Linked DNA regions of Homo sapiens: all the other regions are linked to region 5. A link is a loop called in an ENCODE intact Hi-C map of the cell type or tissue named here. Cell type or tissue: endothelial cell of umbilical vein. All regions are shown on one strand. Region 1 has its middle 190 kb from the start of LINC01755. Region 2 overlaps LOC124904186 (a long non-coding RNA gene). Region 3 has its middle 150 kb from the start of MIR4422. Region 4 has its middle 250 kb from the start of MIR4422. Region 5 overlaps LOC124904185 (a long non-coding RNA gene).

What was found. Peaks named below come from ENCODE experiments on the same cell type or tissue, not always from the same donor. Only the 100,000 strongest peaks of a DNase experiment are listed, where the experiment ranks them.
Region 1: a loop joins it to region 5, with 10 times the contacts of the local background. A loop is called at or near these places in 2 of 110 quality-filtered maps.
Region 2: a loop joins it to region 5, with 3.0 times the contacts of the local background. A loop is called at or near these places in 5 of 110 quality-filtered maps.
Region 3: it touches region 5 in a loop (4-fold over the local background); 6 of 110 quality-filtered maps call a loop at or near these places.
Region 4: it touches region 5 in a loop (4-fold over the local background); 2 of 110 quality-filtered maps call a loop at or near these places.

Annotation. Positions count from the first base shown.
Region 1 is chr1:56,135,255-56,140,254 of GRCh38, reverse strand. No RefSeq gene overlaps it. Among named protein-coding and RNA genes, the nearest start is that of LINC01755, 190 kb to the right of the region's middle. RefSeq lists an enhancer at 4,760-4,849. In endothelial cell of umbilical vein, no CTCF peak of the experiment used is centred here; DNase peaks (open chromatin) are centred at 2,024, 4,344 and 4,704; H3K27ac peaks cover 1,783 bases.
Region 2 is chr1:56,299,939-56,304,938 of GRCh38, reverse strand. The region is part of intron 1 of LOC124904186 (a long non-coding RNA gene); the gene reads left to right. Among named protein-coding and RNA genes, the nearest start is that of LINC01767, 110 kb to the left of the region's middle. In endothelial cell of umbilical vein, no CTCF peak of the experiment used is centred here; a DNase peak (open chromatin) is centred at 2,928.
Region 3 is chr1:55,372,904-55,377,903 of GRCh38, reverse strand. It overlaps the pseudogene MTCO2P34 and the pseudogene RN7SKP291. Among named protein-coding and RNA genes, the nearest start is that of MIR4422, 150 kb to the right of the region's middle. In endothelial cell of umbilical vein, a CTCF peak has its summit at 2,052 (motif pointing left); no DNase peak of the experiment used is centred here.
Region 4 is chr1:55,476,194-55,481,193 of GRCh38, reverse strand. No RefSeq gene overlaps it. Among named protein-coding and RNA genes, the nearest start is that of MIR4422, 250 kb to the right of the region's middle. In endothelial cell of umbilical vein, a CTCF peak has its summit at 2,286 (motif pointing left); a DNase peak (open chromatin) is centred at 2,173.
Region 5 is chr1:56,409,395-56,414,394 of GRCh38, reverse strand. LOC124904185 (a long non-coding RNA gene) reads left to right here. Exons shown (of 2, transcript XR_007066106.1): 2 at 1,868-4,228. Among named protein-coding and RNA genes, the nearest start is that of LINC01767, 3.1 kb to the left of the region's middle. In endothelial cell of umbilical vein, a CTCF peak has its summit at 2,740 (motif pointing right); a DNase peak (open chromatin) is centred at 2,664; H3K27ac peaks cover 1,219 bases.

The sequences.
Region 1 (5,000 bases), 270 kb after region 5:
ATTTGCTTGCATTCATTCTTTGCATTTTGTTCCCTTCCTGCTACAATGGTGTCTAGGTAATTACTAAGGGCCTCCACATTTAACATTCAGTGATCTGAATGAATTCACTGTACACTATGCTATAATTCATCTGGTGGGAAACTGAATGCCAAAAGACTGTTAGCTTTAGTAAGTGGTTACTGAGTTGCTTGGTTGTCTAGGCAGTTTGGTGGTGGGAGATTCTGTTTCAACGTCTGTCTGGGGAGGCAAACAAACAAAGCTTTAAACCCTGTTGACACGTGTGCCCTGGGTGACTCAAGATTCTGACAGGAAGATAGTCTCTGGCGTCCCGTTACCTTACGACTGGAGCAATGTTCCACTGGATGTGGAATTCCTTGGAGAGGAACAATGTGGTTAGTTAAATTATGGGCAACTGTCTTTAGGATGCAAATCAGGAAGGCAGTGGGCTCAAGGTAGACACTTAGGGGAATGGGTGGTTTTAAGAGACTCTGAGTCAGGTCTGAGGGAATGAATGGAGGATATGTACCATGGGAAATCATATTATATGCTCTGCAAAGTGAAAAGCAATAAGTAGACCACTTTTATCTTTTCCAGTTTACCACATCCTCAAATTCACACCACACACCTACAGATATAGTTTATTTTCCAGCGCTATAGGATTCTTGCCATTCTTTGAATGCAGATCCTCCCATAAGGTATTTCACAGTCTAGGTAGAAAGGCATATAGCAAATATAATAATGGCACTGCCCTTTAGTGTGTGTTACCCAAGGTAAGTAACTTATTCTTTCTGAGTCTAAATTACCTCTTCTGTACAATGGTAATGATAATATTATTTACCTTACATGGTTTGTGAAGAATAAAACATTTACAAAATGTCCAGCATATAAATAACACGGACTAAATATTTCCTGTTAAAAACTAAGTTACTTGCAAATACCTAAGCCTCAAAATATAGAACTAGAACTATGTTCCAGTGGATGAACTAACATATACTGAGTGCCAATTATGTGTGATGTACTTTGCTAGGCTCTTTCGTACACTCTTATTACATGTAACCCCCATGAAACCCTCGGGACAAAATTATTTCACAAATCAAGTTTCAGAGAAGGCAAATAACATGAATAAGGCCTTGATGGTGTACCATTTTAGCATTTGATTTACATAGAAAAATCTTAAGGACAACAAGAAAAAAAAGTTTTTTTTTTTTTTTTTTGAGACGGAGTCTCACTCTGTCACCCATGCTGGAGTGCAGTGGCATGATCTCGGCTCACTCCAACCTCCACCTCCCAGGTTCAAGCGATTATCCTGCCTCAGCCTCCTGAGTAGCTGGGATTACAGGCACGCACCACCATACTGGGCTAATAATTTTTTATGCATAACATAGCACACACACAATTGATCAATTCTATCCCATTAAAATTAGAGATTTCTATTTACTAAAGATATCATAAACAGGGCTAAAATTAAAATCCAAAGCTGGAAGATATTTGTAATATATACATGACAAAGGATTAGTATCCATAATACACATACACACACACACACACACACACACACACACACACACATTCTCCTAAAAATTCTTAAGAAAAAGATCAAAAACTTAAAGGGCAAATAAGCAAAAAATACAAACAGGACTTTTACATAAGAGAAAACATATGTGTTTCATAAAGTTATGAAGATATTCAAGCTGATTGGCAATTGAGGAGATGCACATTGAATACCTTTTTATGACCACTAGGTTGACAATAAAAAGTTTGACAATGTCACTATTTCCAAGAATATGAAGAAGAAAATTATCAAACTCCATGGGAGAGAGTGTGAGTGAGTATACTAACGTTAGAACGTAATTTTGCCTTGCTTAGAACAGAAGAGTGACACTCCTTATGACTCAGCACAGCCAATTCTAGATATGTTCCACTGATAAATTTCTGTCCAGCTGCACACAAAAACAAGGTCAATATGTTTAAAACAGCGTTATTCAGAATAGCAAAAACAACAACAGCAACAAATCCAAATGTCTACCTGTGGTAGACAGATAAATAAAGTATGGTATAGCAGCACATTGTACACCAATGAAAATGAATAAACCACAGCTATACTAGCAACATAGATAAATCTAAAAAAAAGTTCAGCCAAAAAAGCAAGTCATTGAGGAATACATTCTGTATGATTCACTACATAAAGTCCGAGACCAGGAAAAATAAATGGACAAAACAACAAAAAAGAAAGTGATTAACATTAAGTTTAGCTTAAAAAGTTCCTCTAGTGTGGAGGGGGAGATGATATCAGGGATGACCATACACGAGGGTTTTAAAGTTCATGCACTCTTTCATATGTGTGATGTGTTTCAAATGAAAAAAAGATTAAACAAACACTACCTCATTTCACCTCCCAAATCTCTAGCATTGAGTCACAAAAGACACAGAATGAAATTTATAATACCATATGATTTATATAAGTTAAAGACATATACACACCCAAGCCAACACTACATATTTTACAAGTAAGCATAAATATTTAAGGACATATTTCAAACTCATTAACATGAAGGCCTGTGGCAAGAAGGGAAGTAGGAATCAGACAGGGGGAAAAGATAGAATGGGTCAAGAGAAGTGCCATGAATGAATTGTTTTTAAGTTATGTAGGGTTATTTATTCCAACTATGTTCCCAAAAGGATTTCAGGAGGCAGAAAACATGGCAAAAATATTATTGTAGTTCTCCAATCCATGTTCCGCATCTTTGAGGCATTTAATTTTCTAGATTCCATGGAGGTCAACAGGAACGTTCTATATTGTAAAGGAATTCAAATGATTTTGACAAGGAGCAGTTTATTTTCTGAAAGCTAAGCTGGGTATTAGGGAATGGCAGGCCTTGGAATTAGAGAGGGAAGCTGAGGACAGAACGTGTGTTGGGCATGACTAGGGCATTTTCACGCTTCATTCCTATCCCACGAGCTCTGTTTTTCCTCACCCTGTCAGGACTGAAGGGAAGGAGAAAGCAGGTGCCCCCTTTCCCAGTCTAATATTACACAATTGATCATACAGAATGGAGTCCCTTGCCAAGCTAGATGGAATGCAGGTTTTTTGGTTGCCCTGGTAGAGCCACAGCTGATTGCTCACTACAGATCCTGCAGTTTATCCCAAGGGTTTGTTTCTTCAGCTACTCTGAGGCTTCAAGCAAAGAAGAAATGGAGTAGGATGGTCCAGATTTCAGGACCACCACTTGGCCCACATACCTGCTACACAGACAATTTGCAAGAAGAGATAACTAAAGGAGTGAGGATTCCCAGAAGAGGAGTGAAATCAATGGCATAGAAAACATGAGCAGATAGATGGGTTTACCTTAATCAGCGAAAGGAGAAACCTCTTTCTTGTTATTTCCAAGATAGGAGTAACAGATGTAAGACATGAAGATAACTTCATATATATATATATATATATATATATATGTGTATATATATATATATATATATCTTACATCATATATATGAAGTAACTTCATATATATAACATAAATATGAAGATAACTTTATAGATAGGGGAGGGAGGGAGATCATGATGAATGCTTCAATTTTCTTGCAAAAGTAGACAGTTATAGTTGGATACAAAACTTTCTGCTAAGTGCTAAAAAGGCTAAGTCACAGAGCCTTAATCCCAAAAGTTTGCATTCTACTTTCAAGTGCTCAACTTACATGTATATATAGGGCAACCTATGCATGTCTAAGGATACTAAAAAAAGGGTGCTCAGAGGAAGGACAGAAACAATCAGTGTGGCTTGGCATAGTCAGTGATGGTGTTAGACACACCCTTGGTGCTCCATTTGCCCTTGCCCTTCACCCACCTCTAACTTCAACTACAGTTGTAGGCAGTTCAGAATCACTTCCCTCTGCCAGAGTCCCTGTCTTTCAGCTTCTTCCTTCAGGACCCTGGGAGCATCTTCAGCCTGCTGGAGGGCACAACCTGGGGGAGATGTTACACCTATGTTTTCTAGTTTGTAGAGAGTAAAGTCTATACACTTTACTTCCAATGGGTGAGTAGCTGTAAATCTTTGCCTGCAGGCTCTCTCTGACAGCAAGACCCCACTCTGTCTATATGCTGGGAATGAAGGAAGTGCCAGGAAATTAAACTCCCACCCCCAACCCATGGCATAAACCTCAAGTGATGACTTATGAAAGTGGTGGATAAAGTCCCTCCAGCCAATCTCTCTGCAGGGATAAATCTGAGGCATGTTTCTACACTGGCAGCTCCCCAGCAGGATTCAGCTCCAGCTGCCTATAGTGGTAACTTGCCTGCTCTCACACCCTTGATTGGCTTCCTTCCTTCACACTATCAAGTTCCCACTCTCCTACAGGTGCTTCCTTGCATCACCTCTTAAATGACTTTCACTCGAATCCTTGTCTCAGGCTCTGCTTCTAGGACAACCTAAATAAACTAAGACAGTACTGTGGGGGCAACCCTCATTCAGGAACAAGGGAAGGGGAACAAGGAGTGAAGAAGCCTATGGATAAATGCTCCAGTTTCCTATACAACTGGTGGATAATTGTGGAAGGCATGCCTTACATTTCTCAGGAGGTCCTGGCAATGGCGACCTTGACAATATACCTTATATTGGTTTTTCCTTTCCCATTTCACTCATCACACACTCTCACTTCTGCTTCTTGGGATTGTTCTCAAGTAAATGACCAGCATCTGGGTCTCTGACTCAGGCTTTTGTTTTCTGAGTAACTCAAACTAAGGCAGAAAGCTTTGTGGGAAAGAAGGTGTAAAATGAGCTGGAACATTAACTATGGATAAGAGTTAAGGGAAAGGTCAGAGAGGATGCCAGGCAGGAAAAGAAAATGACCAAAGGTAGGGAGGTAGAACCGGCTAGAGCATTTTCAACATGCCAGATCCCCAGAAGGCTCTTGGTGGTAAGCTGTGAGGAGAACACCAGAAAGGTAATTGTCTTCCTTTCTTAGCCTCTTGAGAAGAAACTGCCTCGCCTGAATTAGCTGGC
Region 2 (5,000 bases), 110 kb after region 5:
TACCCTGTACCCAATGTGTCAGACTTCTTTCTACCTCCCCAACCTCACTGCAGCACCCCAACCCACCCAGACATCTTTGCTTTCAGGCCTTCACTTAGGACTTTCCCTGTGCTTAGAATGGTGTTTCTCCTTCTGTACTGACCAACTCCTTCTTGGCTTTCAGTTTTCACTTAGATGTTAGTGCTTCTAAGATGCTATAGCCCAAGAATCCCTTCCATTGTCCACTTGGAACCTTCTGTCTCATCACTTCCCCCCGTCTGCTTATTTGTCCTTATAACTTCTTTGCTGAATCCTATTCAGACTGATGTGCCATTTCATTGTGGGATGGATCAGTCTCCAATCTGGAACTTTTGGAAGGTGCCATTCTCATCTCTCTAGGCCATTCCTGCTTACCCAAGGAAGATGAGTGAACAGTCAGCACTCAGTTTATAATACGAGCATGATGAACTGATACATCTCCAGCCAAAAATGGTGGTAAGAAAAATTCTTTTCAGTTCTCTTAGCATGGTGGCCCTATTATGGGTATAATATGATTTCCTTGAAGTCTTGTAAAATTTTGACAGGATCCCCTAAGCTGTTCTTTGGGGAATTTTCTCTAGGACTTTGTTCACAAGGCTGAACCTCAAGGCTCTTAATTATGCCACAGGACAGCAGGGAAGCAGTTGAGGAGAAGAAATTAATGAAAAGGATTCTTATCATAAGCTCCCTCTCTAATTTGGGGAAACAGAAACCTCTGCATGTTTTCTCAATAAGCACTCTATCAGAAGCCTTCTTATCCTGACAGGCTTCACTCTTTCATAAACACAGCAAGAATAACCTCTGGACACTGGCCTGCCATAGTCAAGTATGAAAATGTGAATTCCATGGGTCACTGTTTTTGCAGCCGCCAGATGTGGATGAAAGAGGAAGGGTGTTTTATTGTGTTTTCTCAAGAAACAGAGAAAGGTCTGTCCTGAGATGGGCCTACTTTCCTCCCACACAAGTGGCCACCATGTGGCCAGAGGACAGCTAGCTAATTTGCAAGATTAAGCTTTTCCAAATATTTGGAATTGGTCTATTCTGTCTTCAGCTAATAAAATAGATTTTTGCTCCAAAATGGATTTAGGAAGCAGACAGAAGAGCTCCTAAGGGCTTGTTGGCAAGTTACCTGTTAACAGGTCTGTCAAATGGATACACAATGGGTAGGCTACATGTGGACTGTCTCCAACTTGACCTCTCTAGGATGCCTGCCTTCATGCAGCAGTTCTACCAATGGCAGATGGCATCCAGTGCCAACCGATGCTGAAATGCCCAGGATATAAGCTTCTGTTCTCTGTCATTCACTCATGCTTAAGAAGTGAATACATTGAAACAAGCATACATTAGAAAAACACATGCACAAGTGAGGAATCCACATTAATTGCAAATATCTGACCTAATGATTCATTCATTAGTTTAATATTGGGTGTCTACTATGTGCCAGAGACTTTGCCAGGTATTAGGGGAACAGATGAAATAAGACGTGGCCCCTGCCATAAAGGAGCTTATGGTTTATTTGGGGAGACAGAGTTATAAACATCTATAATATAAAGTGCTATAAGCTGCAAAAGAGCTTTGGAGAAGGAGCCCCAGGGTCTGTCTGGAAGAGGCAGGGGAAGTTTATAGTAGAAGTAGGCCTCGCATTGGGTCTTAAAGAATGAGTAGGCAGTTTCCAGTGGGGAAAGTATGTTCAGGACAGAAGCATAGACCCTTTAGAGAGCATTCTGTGTTTGGAGAATGACAGGTTGTTCATGTGGCTGGATTGTGAAGTGGGAGGGAAGGCAGAGGTGGCTTGGGGGAAGACAAGGGCCAAGTCCTCTGGGCATTAGTCATGCTAATTAATTTATATTTGGCTCTGTAGGCAATGAGGGGACACGGTGGAGCACTGAATCATATTAGTGGAAGAACAACATGGTCATGCTACAGTGTAGAAAGTGGTTTAGAGGTGAGTGGGGCAATAAATATTTAGTCCAGAGAGTGAAGTGCAGCTGCCAACAACTAACTATAATACAGGGTAATGAGCTTTAATACAGCGAGCTGGGGCTCTTCCTTTCGCTCCTCAAATCATTCTCTCCACCCTTCACCATGCTCTGTGCCCCAGGGGGGATGACCTGTATGGACTGTTCCGATGGGCTTCCTATCGCTCTGGGTCTAGTTGGGTTCTGCTCATAGAAGCACAAGAGGGAGATGGAAAGGAGAGAGGAGAGTGAAGTCAAGGTATTTATTCCCTTGGGTGCTTCCCTGAGGTGTTACCTTCGGCTGATTTTGTTCCTTGATGGAAGTCATAGCTTCTCTTAAGGTGGCCCTCTCCGCAAAACTCTTTCCTTCTGCATTCCAGTAACCCCTCCTGTCCTTACTCCTTCAGGTGTAGAGATGTTAAAAGCCTTGCTAGCATTTGAGTATGATGCTATTCCTTGTGGTTTCTCTACATTCTGCACACATCTTCCTAAATCATCCTTTATTAAATCCTGTTTGCATTGTCCAAATTTGAGTAGGTTGTCATTTCATGGTGGGGCCCTGACCACTCTGTACAAAGTGGCACAGGAGTAGGGGGCACAGAAAAGTTAGTTCTGCCTGGAGCAGGGAAGAAGGGATCAAGAAGAAGAAGAGGCGGCACTGGAGCTCTGTACTGCAAGATGAGATGGAGTTTCCTAGGCATCAAAAGTATGAAAGGCATCCTGGACTGAAGGAACAGTAAATAAGTGAATGGCAGAGTGAAGGAACAGGGCATTTGTAGGGAGCAGCGACTGAGAGGAGAGGAGGGGCCTGACAAGGGAGGTGAGGTACTACAGGAGATGAAGGGGCAAAGATGAAGTTGAGTCAGAGTGGAAGAGCTTTGAATGCCAGCTTAGGAGTTTGTGCTTTCTTCCAGAGGAAAAGGGGCAAGAATGGTGACCACACTGGGAAATGAGTCATATGAGGAGTGATAGGGGATATGTGCGTGTTTATCTTGGAGAAAAGACTTGGGAGTATGATCGTTGTCTTCAAATATGTGGAGGATCTGGATAACGATATGGCACTATGTATCATGAGTTCATAGTTTTTGGCCTGGGAATTCTATGTCTAGGAATTTAGCTGAAGGAAATAATCCGAAATGCAGACAAAACCTTCTGGCCAAAACCATCCATTGCTGCATTATTTATAATAACCAAGAATTGGAAACAACCTAAATGCCCAGTGACAAAAGAGTTGTTAAATTAATATGGCAGGTCTTTGCAATAGAATATTATGTGGTTGTTAACACAGAATATACAAAAAGTTTAAAGGTGCAGGAACATGCTTTTAATACGTTAAGTGAAAAAATAGGATATAAAATGTCTATATAAAATGATTCAATAATATATAACAATAATATGAACTAAACAAAGATGTCAAAATCTTATTCATAGCTATTGCTGTTGATGACATTGTGGGTGACCAATATTCTCAGGCTGTTCCAAAGATCATTTGTAAATAGGAGTTGGGAGCTCGTAATATCATTAAGATAAGTATACAACTTCCCAAGTGAAAATCATTGAATGGGACCCCTACCATTTAAACATATATTTTATGCTGTTTGTTTATCACCATCATCACCACCACCATTGAATTTATTGAATGGGTACCATCTATTAGGCATCTACTATTTTTTCCTACAGTGTATGTCTCTTTATCCTTTTGACTTTGTAAAGTTTTATTTTTACTTGCATTTATGAGACAAGAAAACCAAAGCTCAGAGAGGTCAAGCAGCTTGTCCAAGATTATTCTACAAGTAAATTTCATAGTTGAGATTTGAACCCAGGACATGTGACTCCAAATTATGAGGCTATACTGCCAGTGCATTACTTTTGTATACTCACATCATTGTCTCCAGTCATATGTCACCGGCTAGAAGTTTTTCACAATAATGAACTCCAGAGGTCAAAATGGTACATCTTCTTGGTAATACCTTATAGATGCTGACTGCATTTTAAGTAGGTGACTCAAGTGGGACAAAGTCCTAGGAGCAGGAGAAAGATTCATAGAAAATGCAGTAATAACTTGTTTAAGAAAAGTGATAAATAATATTGATGAGCTCTTATCATGTGTCAAGCAATATTCTAAGTTTTTTTACATTAACTTTTATAGCACTCTATAAGCTTAGTACTATTACAGTCTTCATTTTACATATGAGGACACTGTGCTTAAATAGTTTGTCCAAGATGACACAGCTAGACAACATATACAGCTCACTACGCTTTCTACCATGCAATACTGCCTCTGGATACTTGTGTAATGAAGTAAAAAAGGAATTTTTAATCTTAATGGCTAGACCCAGAATTTTTTTTTTTTTTTTTTTTTTTTTTTTTTGAGGCAGAGTCTCACGCTCTCTCAGGCTGGAGTGCAGTGGTGCGATCTCGGCTTACTGCAACCTTCACCTCCCAAGTTCAAGCGATTCTCCTGCCTCAGCCTCCTGAGTAGTGGGGATTACAGGCACGTGCCACCAAGCCCAGCCTTATCTTTCTTTATTAAAATACGTCGATAGGCCGGGAGTGGTGGCTCACACCTGTAATCCCAGCACTTTGGGAGGCCAAAGTGGGCGCATCACCTGAGGTCAGGAGTTTGAGACCAGCCTGACCAACATGGAGAAACCCCTTCTCTACTAAAAATACAAAATTAGCCGGGCGTGGTGGCGCATGCCTGTAATCCCAGCTACTGGGGTGGCTGAGGCAGGAGAATCGCGTGAACCCGGGAGGCTGAGGTTGCGGTGAGCTGAGATCGTGCCATTGAACTCCAGCCTGGGCAACAAGAGTGAAACTTCGTCTCAAAAAAACAAAACAAAACAAAACAAAACCCTCAATAAACTATTTTGGAATAAAAGTTTTAGCAAGAGCTTCAGCAACAAAAGAACAGTCAAGCTTCTCTGCCTGAGAAAGTGAGAGGAGTTTGTTTTTCTCTCTAGAAAAGGAGAAGGGAGGGAGAGGTGCAGAGATTGCAGCATGGGTGGGAAAGCCAGCAAGCAG
Region 3 (5,000 bases), 1.0 Mb after region 5:
ACTAGATGTGACATGCATGACAGTGTGAGCCACACTGTACTAAGTCTTGAAAGGGGGCACAAAGTTAATGTGGTTTGTGCCCTGAAGGGACTCACAGTCTAATGAGAGACAGGTACAGACAGAGATGACCTTGATGTGAGACAGGCATGTGCTCCTTGTCATAAGTGGCCACAGGGAGTGTGCTTTGGGCATACGATGCTAGGTTCCAGGAAGGAGGAGGTAGCGTTTTTCATGGGCCTGCAGGATGGCTGGGATCGCATTCAGGAGGTAAGAGAGAGACAGACAAGTAAGCCAGGAGAAGGGTCAGGCTGTGGGTATGGGAGCTGGGAGGTGAGGGCCTGAGGAAAACACGCAGGGGCCTAATTGTGTAGAACAGAGAGAGTGAAAGGAGAGAGTGGTGAGAAACAAATATAGAAAAATACACTGGGACCAGGTCACAAAGCAAATCAGGGCCACTGATGAGATCACGGTCAGGAGAGGCAGAATGGAAAATTCAAGAGGAAAACTCCGTTTTAAGAGTATAGTCCTTAAATAATTTTTCTTGAAAATCAGTTTCCACTAACTCATTATCCTTATGCCAAATATTATCATATGAGCATAGAAAATTACACTAAATACATCTTTATGATCCTAAAGTTGACGATATTAATTTTGATCTGCAATGAATATTTAAAAATAAAATTCTATACTTTCAATCTACCCAATATTTCTGTGGTCATTTTTCCACATTTAGATAGAAAAGTCATGACTATTCAATGTCTATGTCTAGGTGAGGTGTACTCTTGGCATTTCAGGACACACCCTTCCTTATTACTGTCCCTCCTTGGAGCCTCTGCACCTGCTGTGCCCACTGCCTGGAACAGTTTTTCCTCTTCCACTGCCTCTTTCATATTTTCATATTTTCCTCTTCCACTTCCATCTTTCATATTTCAGCTTGAACATCACTTTCTTTGACTCTCCAGTTCTGGGTTAGGTCTCCCTATCTACATTCTTGGGGTGGTCAGTCTTTCTTATTAACACTTAAAAAATTAAATAATTTAAGGGTACACTCAGATGTGAGGGGGTGATCTGGCTGTGACATCTGTCACCCCATTGATTGCCAGGGATGACTTGGTTGACCTGGCTGGCTAGGCGGGTGTCCCCTTCCTCCCTCACCGCTCCATGTGAGTCCCTCCCAAAGCTGTGTGCTCGGTCAAAGAGAACGACCATCTCCGGCAGAGGAGGACCAGGCTTTGGTCAAGGATATATGAGTAGCTGCACTCCCCTGCTAGAATCTCCAAACTTAATGGTACACTCATGCACACATGTTTAAATTCAAGCAATCAAGGCCTACATCTCCCACTTAAATGGAAGCTCAATGAGGGCAGGAGCTTTTTGTGTCTGAACTGTTTTTGCATGTAGAGACAATCAGTAGGCATTTCTCAAGTGAATGAATGTCACTCCCTTTCCAATTATGATTCCAAGAAGTTTTTAATAATTCCAAGATTTTTTTTAAAAAAAATTTGTTTTCTCAAAACAACTATCAGGTAAATTTTTACAACAATCATGCCTTCATTTTTATTTGTATTTGATTTTTCCTAGTCTCCTTACTTCTAGAAAGAATTTAAAGGAAATTTATGTACAAGACAACAGACCTGAGAAGCTTTAAAATTTAAGAGGACCTATATTTGATGTACAAAGTGATTTAAATCCATGATCTCTGCCTAGACTGCCTGGGCAGGACTAAAGCCCAGAAGATTCCTTTTCCCTATACTATTTGCAAATGTGCTTCTTCTTTTGGGTAGGCCTTCTGAGTAGTTCACCTTAAAGCTACATGAGGAAGGGACCAGGGCTTCACTAACTCCAGGTGCAGTGTATAAAAGCATGCTATCAGTTCAAATCTTTGGGATTAATTATTGCCTCAAAAGCCTTGTGAAGGGTTTATTATCCCCAATTAGATGAAGAAACTTAGGCCCAGAAAAGTGAATGACTTTGCCCAAATCACAAACTGAAGAAATGGAACAAAAGTGAGCTTTTCTGGGGAACTAAGACTAGATGCTTACTGCTCTCTGCTGCCCCCTATTGGTGTGGAGAAGAAAGAGCAAGCCTCTCTGGGTTTGCTCCAGAAACGAGCCCTGTTTTCCCACAGTGGGCGAGGGGCACCGGGCATCCTGGCACGCATCCCCTGCCAGCTCCCCTTGCCTTTTGTCTCCCTGCTCTCCCACCCCACCAGATCCTCAGGATCCCTAATTGCTCCAGTTTATGGGCTAATAACCAGAATCCAAGAATTGGAGCAGTGGGTTTAAGGGCCAGCAGGGCCAGCAGTGCCAGGCTCGCTGGACACACTGCGTGGCCTCTTCATTTCAGCCCAGTGCCTTGTCACCTGCCCTCTGAGTTCTAGGTGCAGCACTGGGAGAGGACCAGAGATAGGCAGAGCTCAGCACTAATCCACATGTGTGTCCACAAAAGGGCCTCACTCCTGCACAATAGGGCCTGTTTCCTTCTCTTAGACAGAAGCGGGATAATAGTGGCTTCACTAGGACATTGTGAAATTGAAACAAAATTCTAAGTTAGGTACTCAGAAAATGTCCACGTCCCTCGCTTCCCTTTCTGTTTTTGCTGGCAGTGTCGGCAATGACTGAAATATCGATTTCTCTCCTGCCCTGCTCCTAGGCAAGGGCCTTAGGGCTGATTTTCTGGCGGTGAAGTCACTGGACGCAGAGCCAGGAGGATGAGTAACTGCCTCTCTCCTGCTGAACTTCATCTTCTACAGGTGTCTGAGGCAGACGCAGCTCAGGCTCCTTGGCCCAACCCGGAATCAGGCCCTCACACCCAGCATGTGCTATGAGCTAACAAAGCAATCACAGCCAATCGTGGCTATAAATCCCCGGTGTTTATAAAGTCTTTGTGTATCTCTAAACTTGAATAACCCCAAGTCCCATGGGACTAGAGAAAACAAGCTACAATTGTTGTTTACCCATCAAAAGCGCATTCTTCAGAGGAATGAGGAGGCCAGGGCACAGATGTTGCTCAGTAAAGAAGCCAATGGCAACTGGGGAATGGTTGCAATGGTGAAAAAAATCTGATCAAACAATGCTTTTACATGGGATGAAGGAGAGAGCAGGGCTTGAAACAAAGAAATCAGCCTGGATGGCACTAAAGCCCAGAAGATTCCTTTTCTCTGTACTATTTGCGGATGTGCTTCTTCTTTGGGGTGGGCATTCCAAGTGGTTCCCCTTAAAGCTACGTGAAGAAGGGCCAGAGCCTCGTTGACACCAGATTCAGTGAGTTATAAAAGCATGCTATCAGTTCAAATCTTTGGGATTAATTGTTCTTTTGGTGAAGATGGAGAGAAACAAGTTTGTTACCCAACCAAGAGATGGGGCCAACATGGCAAGGATAGGAGCAGGCTGGGGTTCAGGAGCTCACCCCAAGCACCCTAGTTATCAGTTCTAAGGCAACAAGCCAGCTCAGAGACAGCCTCCCCAGGTAGGTAGACAGTGCTGAGCCCTGCTGGTGCTACGTAAGCTTGGCTCAGGGCCTGTTGGGGTGAAATTCTAGGGCACTGGAGTGGGTGGGGATGTCAGAGAGGAAGTGTACTTTGAGAGAACATCTGGTGACAAGATCAACCCCTTCATGAGTAAACTGAGGCCAAGAGCAGAGAAGAATAACAGCCAATCTTGCCATTCATTTGATTCATATTACTCAAAATGAATGGACAATTGCAGGCCTCTTGAATTTCAGTGCAGTGCCATTCGTTCTGAGCTCTTTACTCATAAGAATAGAATTTAAGGGTTGTCAGGGCCTGAATCTAATTCTGTGATGATAAAAGTGTGAGCTGTATGATGCCAAATTGCCTGCTACCCACTCATGTAGCTGGAGTTAGTATGTATCTACAGGTTTGTTTCTTCCCAAAAGGCTTTCCCAAACTCCTTCTGCTGAGCATGCGTAACTCCTTGGTTTTCTTTTAAGAGAAAGAATGCACTGCTCCATTCCATGAAATCTAAGTGGGGCTGTTAGTCAGTCTTCTACCCGCTTAGCCACAAGATTGAGGGCATGTGACCTGAGTCTAGCCAATCAAAATATTCTCTCCTGGCCACAGTGATTGGCTTGGATATGGGCAAGGCCAAACATAGCCAAACCTAGCCAATCATAATATTCTCTCCTGGCCACAGTGATTGGCTTGGATATGGGCAAGGCCAAACATAGCCAAACCTAGCCAATCAGAAACCACTCCAGGACTTGTCTACTAAAGTTAGCTGGGAGGCCAAGCTTAATAATCTTCATAATCTGAGAAGCCTTTGCTTCAAAACGAGATGTTTCAGTAGTTGAACTATCAACTACAAACCTAGAATGACTTTACAGCTCCCTGCCACCATATCTCACATTTGAAGAACCTGTTTATGTGAAAGCCTAGAAGAGAAAGGAAGGAATTGAACCTCCCAAAACTGGGTTTAAGCCAACTTCGTAACTACGATGACTTTCTCGGTTAAGAGTTACTATAGTAAAATAATCATATAACTTTGCCAAAGTTAATTTACATGTTAGAACCCTTTCTATCTTCAGGGCATATCCATTTCAATTAGGCTTCCAAGATGCTATGTCACCTATCACAGAACTCCTTCACTTTCATGACCACACCCTAATAATTGTTTTTTTAATGAGCTCATTAGTACTTTACATTATCTCCCTGATATTAACAACTAAAACTCACACAAACACAATGGTATGAACTATTTTACCTGCCATTATCTTAATTTTAATTGCTCTTTCATCATTATGTATATTATATATAATAGATGAAATTATAACCCCTCCCTTACCATCGAAACTATAGGACACCAATGATACTGCAGCTATGAATACACAGATTATGGAGACCTAAAGTTTGATTCGTCCGTAATTCCTACAACAGACTTAAAACCAGGAGAACTGTGGCTACTTGAAGTTGATAATCAAGTAATCCTCCCCATAGAAATATCAATTCGCATCAATTGCATCAGAAGATGTTCTATATTCAT
Region 4 (5,000 bases), 930 kb after region 5:
TCTTCCACCCTTTTAGACTCAACTTTTCAGGTCTTGATCCTTAACTGCTAAGTCTCCTCAAGGTTTTTCCTTCAACTCCCAGCTCTTCTTTCCTCAAAAACTATTAATAATTCTACTTGGACACATCCATATCCATGTCTCTAAAAAGCATCCATGTGCTTGTGACTCAACAACAGTCTCTCCAACCCAGAGCCCTCTCCTAAGCACCAAGCCTGTCTATGGAGCTGCCTGTTGGACATCTTCACCTGGATGTGCCAGAAGCAGCTCAAATCCAGCATGTTTAAAATTGAACTTGGCATTTCCTCCAGACTCTGCTCCTCCTCCATGTTCTCCACTCCAGGGAATGTCCCCTCCATCCACTCAGGCATTCAAACCAAAAACTGAGTCCACCTTCTGGTAGGGTTGAATCATGAGTCCTGGATCCAGGGGGAGGCAGTCAGTTGAGAGAATGCAAAAGTCTGAAAAACATCTCAAAAGACTAATCTTAGGTTTTCCAATAGTGACGTTATTTATAGGAGCAATTGGGAAGTCACAAATCTTGTGACATCTGGCCACATGACTCCTGAGCAACAAGGGATTATAGAAACACAAGTTACGGAGCAATGGCTGGTTATTGTTTAACTACATCTATTTTTAGAAGAATTCACACCCCTCCTATAATCTTAATTTTGTGGCCTTTCATTACTTACAAAGGCTGTTTCAGTCCCTGAACAAGGAGAAGATCAATTTGAGAGAGAGACTATTATCATCCTCTCTTTAAAGTTAAACTATAAACTAAATTCCTTTCATGGTTAGCTTGGCCTACACTCAGGAATAAGTGAGGACAGCCAGCCTGTGAGGCAAGGGGCAAGATGGAATCAGCCATGCTAGACTTCTCTTGCTGTCCTAATCTTTGCAAAGGCAGTTTCTCTCCTTCATCCTCACTTGTCACCAAGATCTGCCCATTCTACTTCCTTAAAATCTTTTAATTCCATCCAATTCTCTACATCCTCTTATCTGCTGACTTAATTCAGGCCAGTATCATCTCTGGGATAGATTAATGTAGCCTTTGAGCTGGTCTTATCTACAGTTTTTTTACTTTCTGCTTTGGAACTAAAGAGGAAGAAAAAACAATTTTTTCTTTACCCTTTATAGTTCTTGATTAGAATGGAGCTCTGTAACAAAAAACAGATTAACAAGAGAAAAACAAACAGAAGTTTGACAACATGTATGCTTCATGTATCCACGGGAGAGATACAGAGAAATGAGTGACTCTCAGTGAAGTGGCTTTGAATGTGGGCTTAAATACCATGGTTTGTTGAAACAAAGAATGCTAGGGGGAAGGCTGGTTATGGGGAGATGCCCAGGAAAACATAGTAAGCAAGGGTAAGGTTTGCTAAGGTTTGTTATGCAGGTTTATAAGTCAGTGCTTTCACTATTGGTAAGAGTCTCTAGTGGTTTAGATGCATCTTTCTCTCCTGGTACAGAGAAGGAGACACCTTTGCAAATAGAGATTTTTCTTTATCGGTATAAATTTCCCCTACAAAGGGGTAACTTCTACTCTGTTTTCAGAGTGTGTCTGCAATTTTGCAAAACAATCAGCTCAAAATAATCCTTATGCCAAAGAGGCATATTCTGATCTCCTATGGTCATATTTGGGGGTGTCATATTTTCTTCTTTTACACAACCAAAGACGCAGAGTGAAAAGAATTCATTTTCTCTCCCACCTTCAGCTCAAATCATTTCAGACTCTTCCAAAGACTTCAGGGCAAGTTCAAAGTCCCCAGCCTGCCATTCAAGGCCCTGCCAGCCGCATCTTCGGCCCCATCTCTGACCCTTCATCTATCCACTCTAGTCTGTTTGCAGTCCCAGAGCTCTTTACTTCTCTTTTCCTGGGACTTTGCCTGTGATAGCCCTTCAGCCTACAGTACATTTCTGTCTCTCCTTCTACACTTAGCTAACTTCAACCCATTTTTAAACACAGCTCAGTTACTGCCTTTTCAGGAAGTCTTCTCTGACTCCCAGGCTGAGTGAAGGGCTATGTGTTTTTACGATTTAACCCTATTGGGGCCTTCCCCTCCATGATGTGCCAAAAACAATGAGCAACTTGACAGTTTTTCACTCAGTGTCCCAAGCCTAGTACATGTAAAGCATTTAGCAATTTTTTTTGTCAATAAGTGAATGATTGATGGGTGGGAGGAAGGAAAGAAGGAAGGAAGGAAACAATAGCTGGGTGAATGAAATCATCTGTAACTCTTAATTTCACTCCACATTATAAATCTATAATGCCCTCTAGTGACTGATGGGTTAATTGTACATTTTAGAAGCTACTGGGCCAATTGGCAGACATGTATTGAGTACCTAATAAAAGAAATCCTCAGTGCCGACTGAGCACTATATGAACTGACGGTCTACTAGAGCAACAGCACATATACCAAAGAATCACTGTACTCTGGGTGCTATGTAAAGCAAAAGGCCAGGGAAAGTTGCAACAGCAGGAGTGGGAATAAACAGACCAAGGTTCTGCCAGCCACTAGCTGGACACATTTTCTAGCTACCCTAAGCCTCATTTTCTCATCTATAAAAACGGGGGTCATAACACCTATTTCTCAGGATTGTTGGAAGAATTAAAAGAGAAAGTATTTGCTCCAGGCATGTGCTTTGTTCCTCACGGAGTAGGCCCTCAACAAAAGCTACCTTCTTTTCTCTCTGCCTGCCTTCCTCGCTCATGAATCTGCAACTCCCCCTGGGACCTATTAAAACTGAATTGAGATGAGGGAAAAGCACCTCCATCCATGCCTGGAGAGCCAGTACATGTTAGCTGGTAGAAATAGACACCCTTGGTTTTAAAATGTTGGTGTCTCCCAGGGAGTCCGTGTGGTACCCAGGAAAGCCAGTCCTGGGAACTGCACCCCATCTTCTCCGCAGGCAGCGAGTTGAGTTTGTATGTTTCTGAAGCATTGCTCTCCTTCTTAATCTAACCAGGATTATGAACCCTGGTGTTGGCCCAGATTATTTTCTTCTAGCATCTGGAGATGATCATGGCATTCTCTTCTTCCAAGCCTTTGTTTGCTGCCCATAGGCCACAGAATACAACTCCAACTCCTCAGCATGACATGCAAAGTCCTCTGAGGCCTAGGCTCTCCTCTCCCTCTGCAGCCTATCTACACCCTCTACTCCAACTATACTGAGCCTTTATATGAACCACGGTCCCAAAAACACCTTGTTCTCTAGCACTTCTGGGTCTTCTTTTTGCTGTTCCCTCTGTCTGGAACACTGTCTACAGTTCAGTGCCTGGCAAAGTCATCTTCATAGTCTAAGGACCAGCCCAAGCCCTTGAGCAGATTCCCCAAGTCAGAGGCAGAAATAATGAAGAGGAGGGTGCTGAGCAGTGTGTAATGGACAGGCCAAGCAGCTTGGCTGCTCACTCAGCCATTTGTTCAATGAAAATACTGTGCCTCAATGCCTGGCTCTGCGTGCAGCTCAGAATTACTCTGGTGAATAAGCAGGGTCAGTCCTTGGCCTTACAGTGCTCATGGTGCAGTGGAGGAACCAGGCAAATAATCATACAAATAAATAAATTAGTATACACTCTGGAAAGTGCTAGAAGGAGAAAGTTCTTGGCGCCATGACAGGAGTATCTAATAAATATTAGGGGTCAAGAAATGGTATTCATGCTGAAACAAGGAAGATGCTTAGCCAAAGGAAGGATGGAGAGAAGAGAGTTCCAGGCAGAGGGAACAGTATGTGCAAAGTCCCCAAGACAGGAAGGAGTTTGGATGTTCAAAGGGCTAGAAGAAGGCAGGGGTGGCAGACGGACACAAAATGAGGCTGGTAGGGTAGACATGGGCCAGATCATTTAGGACTCAGGAGCAGAGCGTGTGGAAAAGAAAATAATGGGAGCTAGAAAGGGAAGTCAGAGGCAGGTCTTGAATGCCACACTGAGAAGTTTGTGCTGTATCGTTGAGGTACAAGGAGCCAAGACAGGATTTTGGCATGTCACTTCAGCAATTAAAAATAAAAACAACCAGAAGTGTGCACGTCTGATGAAGGGAAATGGTCCAGCCTGGAAAGAGTTAACCCCTTCCTTCTCTCAAAATCTTCATAAGCCCAAGCACTCTGAAAAATAATAAGCTATCATTTATCAGCAAGGTTCTGCAAGGTAGCATTTAAAACTGAAAAAAGGCAATAAATCAGGCATATATAATTTAAGCCCTGAAGTATAGTAATTCTTCTTTTAATGCAACATCTGGTATAAATAATGCAATTTGCAAGGGAGAGGGAGCAGTGAGGGCTACGCAGAGCTTTCATTATTGTGCAAGCAGCACTTAAAGCCCCATTTCCCTCCCATCTTTCCAGCAACACCAAGGACTTAAAAAAAAAAAAAACATGATTATTATTCCCTTGGCTGGCCAAAAGGGGAGTCAAGTTAATTATAGACTTGTTTGCCGGTTATTAATTAAACCCCAGCTAAACATAAAAACACAAGGGAAGTGCCATTTCCCGCTCCGTGCTTCTAGCCTCTTGCAGCTATGGAGTTGACGTTCTTGCCTTTGCTGTCCACCCCATGTCCTGTTTCCTCTGCACATTTTCTCAGGAGGGCCCCAGGGCCTTTGCCCTGTGTGCAAACAAAATCTTATTTTTAGCTGGGAAGGAACACAAAATTGAAAGCTCTAAAACAGCAGGGGGACAATAGAAGGAAGCTTGCAGACACTGACCGGTCAGTGACACCCAGGGTTCTGGGGCTGCCACACCCTCCTTCCCCTCCCAGGTCTGCAAGCCTCCTCAGTCTTCTTTTGGATGTCCCCCAGCTTCACCTGCACACTTCCCGTGAGGCAGCTCTATAGAGGGAGTGATCAGAAGGAAGACCTTTGTGGTATATGGACCAGATTTCCCAACCTGCCCCCACTTGCCAGTGCCATGACATTGAGTAAGTTACTTCACCTCTCCGTGCTCAGTTACCTCCTCTCTAAAATGGAGATAGTAATAGATCCACCTCTTAGGTGTGCCATGGGCATTAA
Region 5 (5,000 bases):
CATTGTGAGATTATTCATTCATTCAAAATAGGTCAGATATGGGATAAAAGCTTCAAAAGCTATTCCTAAGAAATGACTATCTAGTGATGGATACGGAGAAGTAGATTGTAACAGACTGTGATAAATGGGGAAAAAACAGAAGGTAGGAAGGACAGAGAGGGAGCACTGAATCCAGTGTTGCTTGGCGTGGTTGTGGTGGTCAGAAATCATGGGTTGCTTCCTGGAAGAAGCATCAAAGCATAGGGCTTCCTCCAGGAAGCACTGAGAAGGGAGAGGCATTAGCATGCAGAAGAGGTGTGCAGCAGGGATGGTGTTCCAGGCAGAAGTCTGTGGACAAACATGAGCATGGAGTGGAATGGGGTAGCGGGAGGCAGACCAGGCTGAAAGGGGAGCAGGGGCTGAACAATTAAGGCCATGAAAGCTGTTCTAAAGTTTCGACTTTATCAGAGGTCAAGGGAGAATCGTGGGAGGGTGTGAAGCAGAGGAAAGGCATGAGCACCACGCATTTTCAAGCATTTTTGGCTGCTTTGTGAAAAACAGACCAAAGCGGAATGAGGCAGGAAGTGGGGACAAAAGTCCAGAGGCTATCACATAGTACAGGTGAGAGATGGTAGCAGCTGGGTTGAAGGAAGGCTGTGGGGTTACGATAAACAGTCACCCGTGGAACTGGGGGATGTTTGTGATGTGGTCACAGGATCCTAGGGGAAGAACAGAATGTTATTAGGTGCCAGATGCTTCAATTGCCTCATGTTATTTCTAGTAACATCCCTGTGAGGTGGGCATGGACCTGACAGGGTGAGTGATGTGCCCACAGCTGGCAAGTGGTAGTGGCAGAACTCAACCCCAGGTCTGCCTATCCCCAGACCTGTGGTTTGTCACCACTGGATCATGCAGTTTTCCTAAGTCAAATGTAACAAGTTATTGCTTATCATATTTAAATTAAGACCCATAGAAGTTTTACCAATTCTGGAAAATTTAAATGGAGTGATAAATGCACTGAAGATAAAAGACTGAAGAAAGTTGTTGATTGATATCTTTGGAATGACCATCAGCATCCATCTCCTTCTGTGAAAACCCCAGCCACCATCCTCTCTGGGATTTTGAGGTCAGGTGTCATTATCACTAGGAAGTCTCCCTGGATTCCTACTTCCTCATCAACATTTATTTTATTTTATTAATTAAATTAATTAATTAATTTAGAGACAGAGTCTCCCTCTGTTGCCCAGGCTGGAGTGCATGGTGCAGTTTCAGCTCACTGCAGCCTCTGCCTCCCAGGTTCAAGCAATTCTCGTGCCTCAGCCTCCTGAGTAACTGGAACTACAGGTGCATGCCACCACACCCAGCTAATACATATATATATATATATATATATATATATATTTAGTAGAGATGGGGTTTGGCTGTGTTAGCCAGTCTGATCTCAAACTCGTGACCTCAGGTGATCTGCCCTCCTTGGCCTTCCAAAGTGCTGGGATTACAGGTGTGAGCCACCACATCCGGCCTCCCACCAAAATTTAGAGCACTCATTACCTTCTTATCATCGCCTCTTCACAGATCTGTTTTTCTTGCTGTCCTAGGAGCTTCTCGAGGGCACAGACTGTGTTTTCATCACTGTGGCATTCCCAATGCTTAGCGGGGTATAATACACAGTATTTGTTAAATATTGGATGAATGGATGAATGCAATCACGTTAGTGAAGGTGATACTAATAGAATCTGTTTGTTTTGGTTGAATGTGCAAGTGGAGATAAGGCTTAGTTGGTGTCCATTATCCCAAACATTTTACCTTTTGTTATGCCAAGTGTTGAGCCTTCTCTTGTTCTGTGAAATCATAAAAACTTTCTGTTTGTGTTCCCTCTTCCTCCTAGGGAAACAAGACTGCAAAGCAGCGTCCCCTTTGTATATATTCAACAGAGTTCTCCCTTTGCTGTTGTTCTCCGGGTTCTTTTGCACAAATTACATGTTCCTCCTACCCTGGCTTTAATCATCACAACCTTGAATCCTCATCAAACTCTCTGCCTATCTCAAACCAGTGCTTAAAGGACACTCTTACCCTTAGAAGAAATGGTATAATTTTCATAAACATGGGTCATTTCCCCCTTGCATAAATGTCAGATACAAAACCGCCACTTAACAAGATGTGCCAGAAATACAGAATGTCTGAACAAAGGCTGTTGACAATAGCATCTTTTTTCCTTTTTTGTAGTTCTGTGAAATTGCTCTCCCAAAATATTCCTAATGCTTTATTTACTTCAGTGTTGGGTTTATTTTGGGATAAACTTTCCTGAAGCTGAATCTTAGGATGTGATTCTTATCCTGGTCACATCCTGGGGAGTTGTTTTGTGACTTTTTTGAATGGGCCCTGGCTCTTCCAGGGAGCCCCTGGTGCTGAGGAAGAGGCAGGGGCCAGAGGATGTCAACTCCCGTGTGCGGAACACAGACAGAGATGACGAACCATCAGCTTCGGTGGAAATACTCCCCAAAGGAGAGCCTGCGCCGCCTGGTCTCCAACAATGGCAGAAGTGAACCCAGCTCAGACTTTATCAATGATCTGTTCCGGAGAGTGGTGTGTCTCATAGTTTCCAACATCTGAGTGATTTGTGACTATTAGGAATTCAGACACTGGATGATTAAAACCGCTGGTGCTGGGAATTTTCTCATTTCAGGAAATTTTGGTTGTGAGGCATGCTGGAACCTTACCAGCCAGCAGACACGAAGGGGAGGAAGTCCAGGCAGGGCCAGGAATGAGACTGTGGGAATTGACCAGAAGGCGGCACCACGGCTTAGCTTTCATGTCAGACAGATCTGCGTGGGCACCCTGCTTCCCTGAGCCTCAGTTTCTTTGCTAGCAGAGTGGAGGTGATGAGAGTTGAATTAAAGAATGTCATGCCTGGCACGCAGTAAGGGCTCCAGATGGGAGTTCTCCTCTCTTTTCTTTCCCTGAGTGGCTAGAAGTCTAATGAGTGTCTTAAGGGTGAGGTGAACTGAGGTTTTGTCTAGCCTATGGTTGGTCTGACTTGAGGGAAAGATGGTCTTCAGTGAGAATCTAAGCTAGAGCTTGGAGTTCAAGAGACTCGGCCTAGCTCTGAGAGATGAGGGACAAGGGCTGGCCAAAGAAAGATTGTCCAGATCCCAAGGCCTCTGGGCTCAGGGTTGGGCTTTAATCTGAACTTTGATCAGTGAGGAAGCTGACATAGCCCCAGGTTTATCCTGGATTATATAGTATAGAGCCATGGTTCTCAGCGTGGCCTGAGGACCCTGGAGGAACCTGAGGTACTTTTAGAGGTTCATGAGATCAGAACTATTTTTATAATGCTACTAAGATGTAATTTTCCCTTTTCATTGGTTGATGTTTAAACTGATGGTGTAAAAGCAACAGTGGTAAACAGCTGGTGCTTTAGTTTGGATCAAGGTAGTGGTAGCAAACTGCAGTAGTTATCATTGTATTATTCACCACCACATGTGCACGGTAGGAAGAAAAAAGTCAGTTTCACTTAATGTCCTTGACGAAGCAATAAAAATGATCAAATTTATTAAACTTCAGCCTTCGAGTGTCTGGCCTGTCTTTTTAATGATTGGTGTGATGAGATAAGAGTATGGGTAAAGCTTTTCTGTTGCCTACAAAAGCACAGTGGTGGTCTCAAGGAAAAGCACCAGAGTGAGTGAGTGAGTTGGGAGCTGAAGTAGCCATTTTCTCCATGGAAAACCATTTTCCTGGAAAGAACGATTGACAGACACACTGCAGTTATTCAGCCATGGGTAGTTGGCAGACACACACCCACACACACACCTACACACACCCACAGACACACGCACACACATCCACCCACACATATATATATTTAAATGATGAAGTCAGAGCTGTTACTTCAAGGAAAACAAATGACAGTATGTACGGCCAATTATAAAATTTGAGAGTTCAAATGAAAAACTGGGATTTTGGAAAACTTGTATCCTTCACTGTGAGCTGGTTTCAGATTCCACATGGCAGTGACCCTTTAAAAATCCACCACTTGTCAAGTTTTGGTGTACTATCAAAGAGGAATGTCCACAGTTATCTGAATAGATTATTAAAATACTTCTCCCTTATTCAACTTCATGATGTGTGAGGCCAGGTTTCTTCATATCCTTTAATCAAATAACACATGACAATAGGCTGAATGCAAAATATATGTGAATCTGCTTTGTATGTTAATAAGTCAGACATTAAAGATGTTGCAAACCTGAAACAATGGCATTCTTCTTACTAATTTTGCTATGGATTTTTTTTCATTAAAATTTATTATTTAGATTAACATGTAACAGATTTATTACTGTTATTTTAAGGGAATCGATAAATGTTTTTAAAAGTTCTCTAATTTCTGACTTGATAAATATTACTAGACATGACCCACATAAACAAAACCTCTTTAGAATCCTGTCATTTTTAAGAGTGTAAAGGAGGCTCAGTTCAAATCTTGGTTCTGCCATTTACCAACTGTGCTATCCTGGGCAAGTTACTTAACTGCTCTGTGCCTCAATTCCTTTATCAATCAAATAGAGATAATTTTAACCTATCTCATATAGATAAGTTGTAATAATTAAGCTTAACATATATAAAGTGCTTAGAACAGCTCCTGGTATATAACAAGTGTTATATAAAGATTCTAATGATAATAGTTACTATAACACAGCATTGTAGTGCTGTGTTATAATAGCTATTGGTTATGGTCTGTGTTCCAGTCTGTTTTCCCCACCTGAGGCCTTGGGGCAGGCTGTGTGGCTCCCCCAAGATCAGGGTCTGCTGTCTCTGATTGATCTCTGAGTCCTAGCACAAAGCTTGGCACCCATTAGGTAGTCATAAAGTTTGGTGAGGAAATGAATGAGTAGTTGGGGGAAGGCAGGACAAATTCCAGACATTCCTGATAGGCAACGAAGTTCCCCTATGAAGAGGCTAAAATCCTAAGTGGTAAGAGTGAGACTGTAAGTGGAGGTGGAGGCACAAACGGGAACTGGATTGAG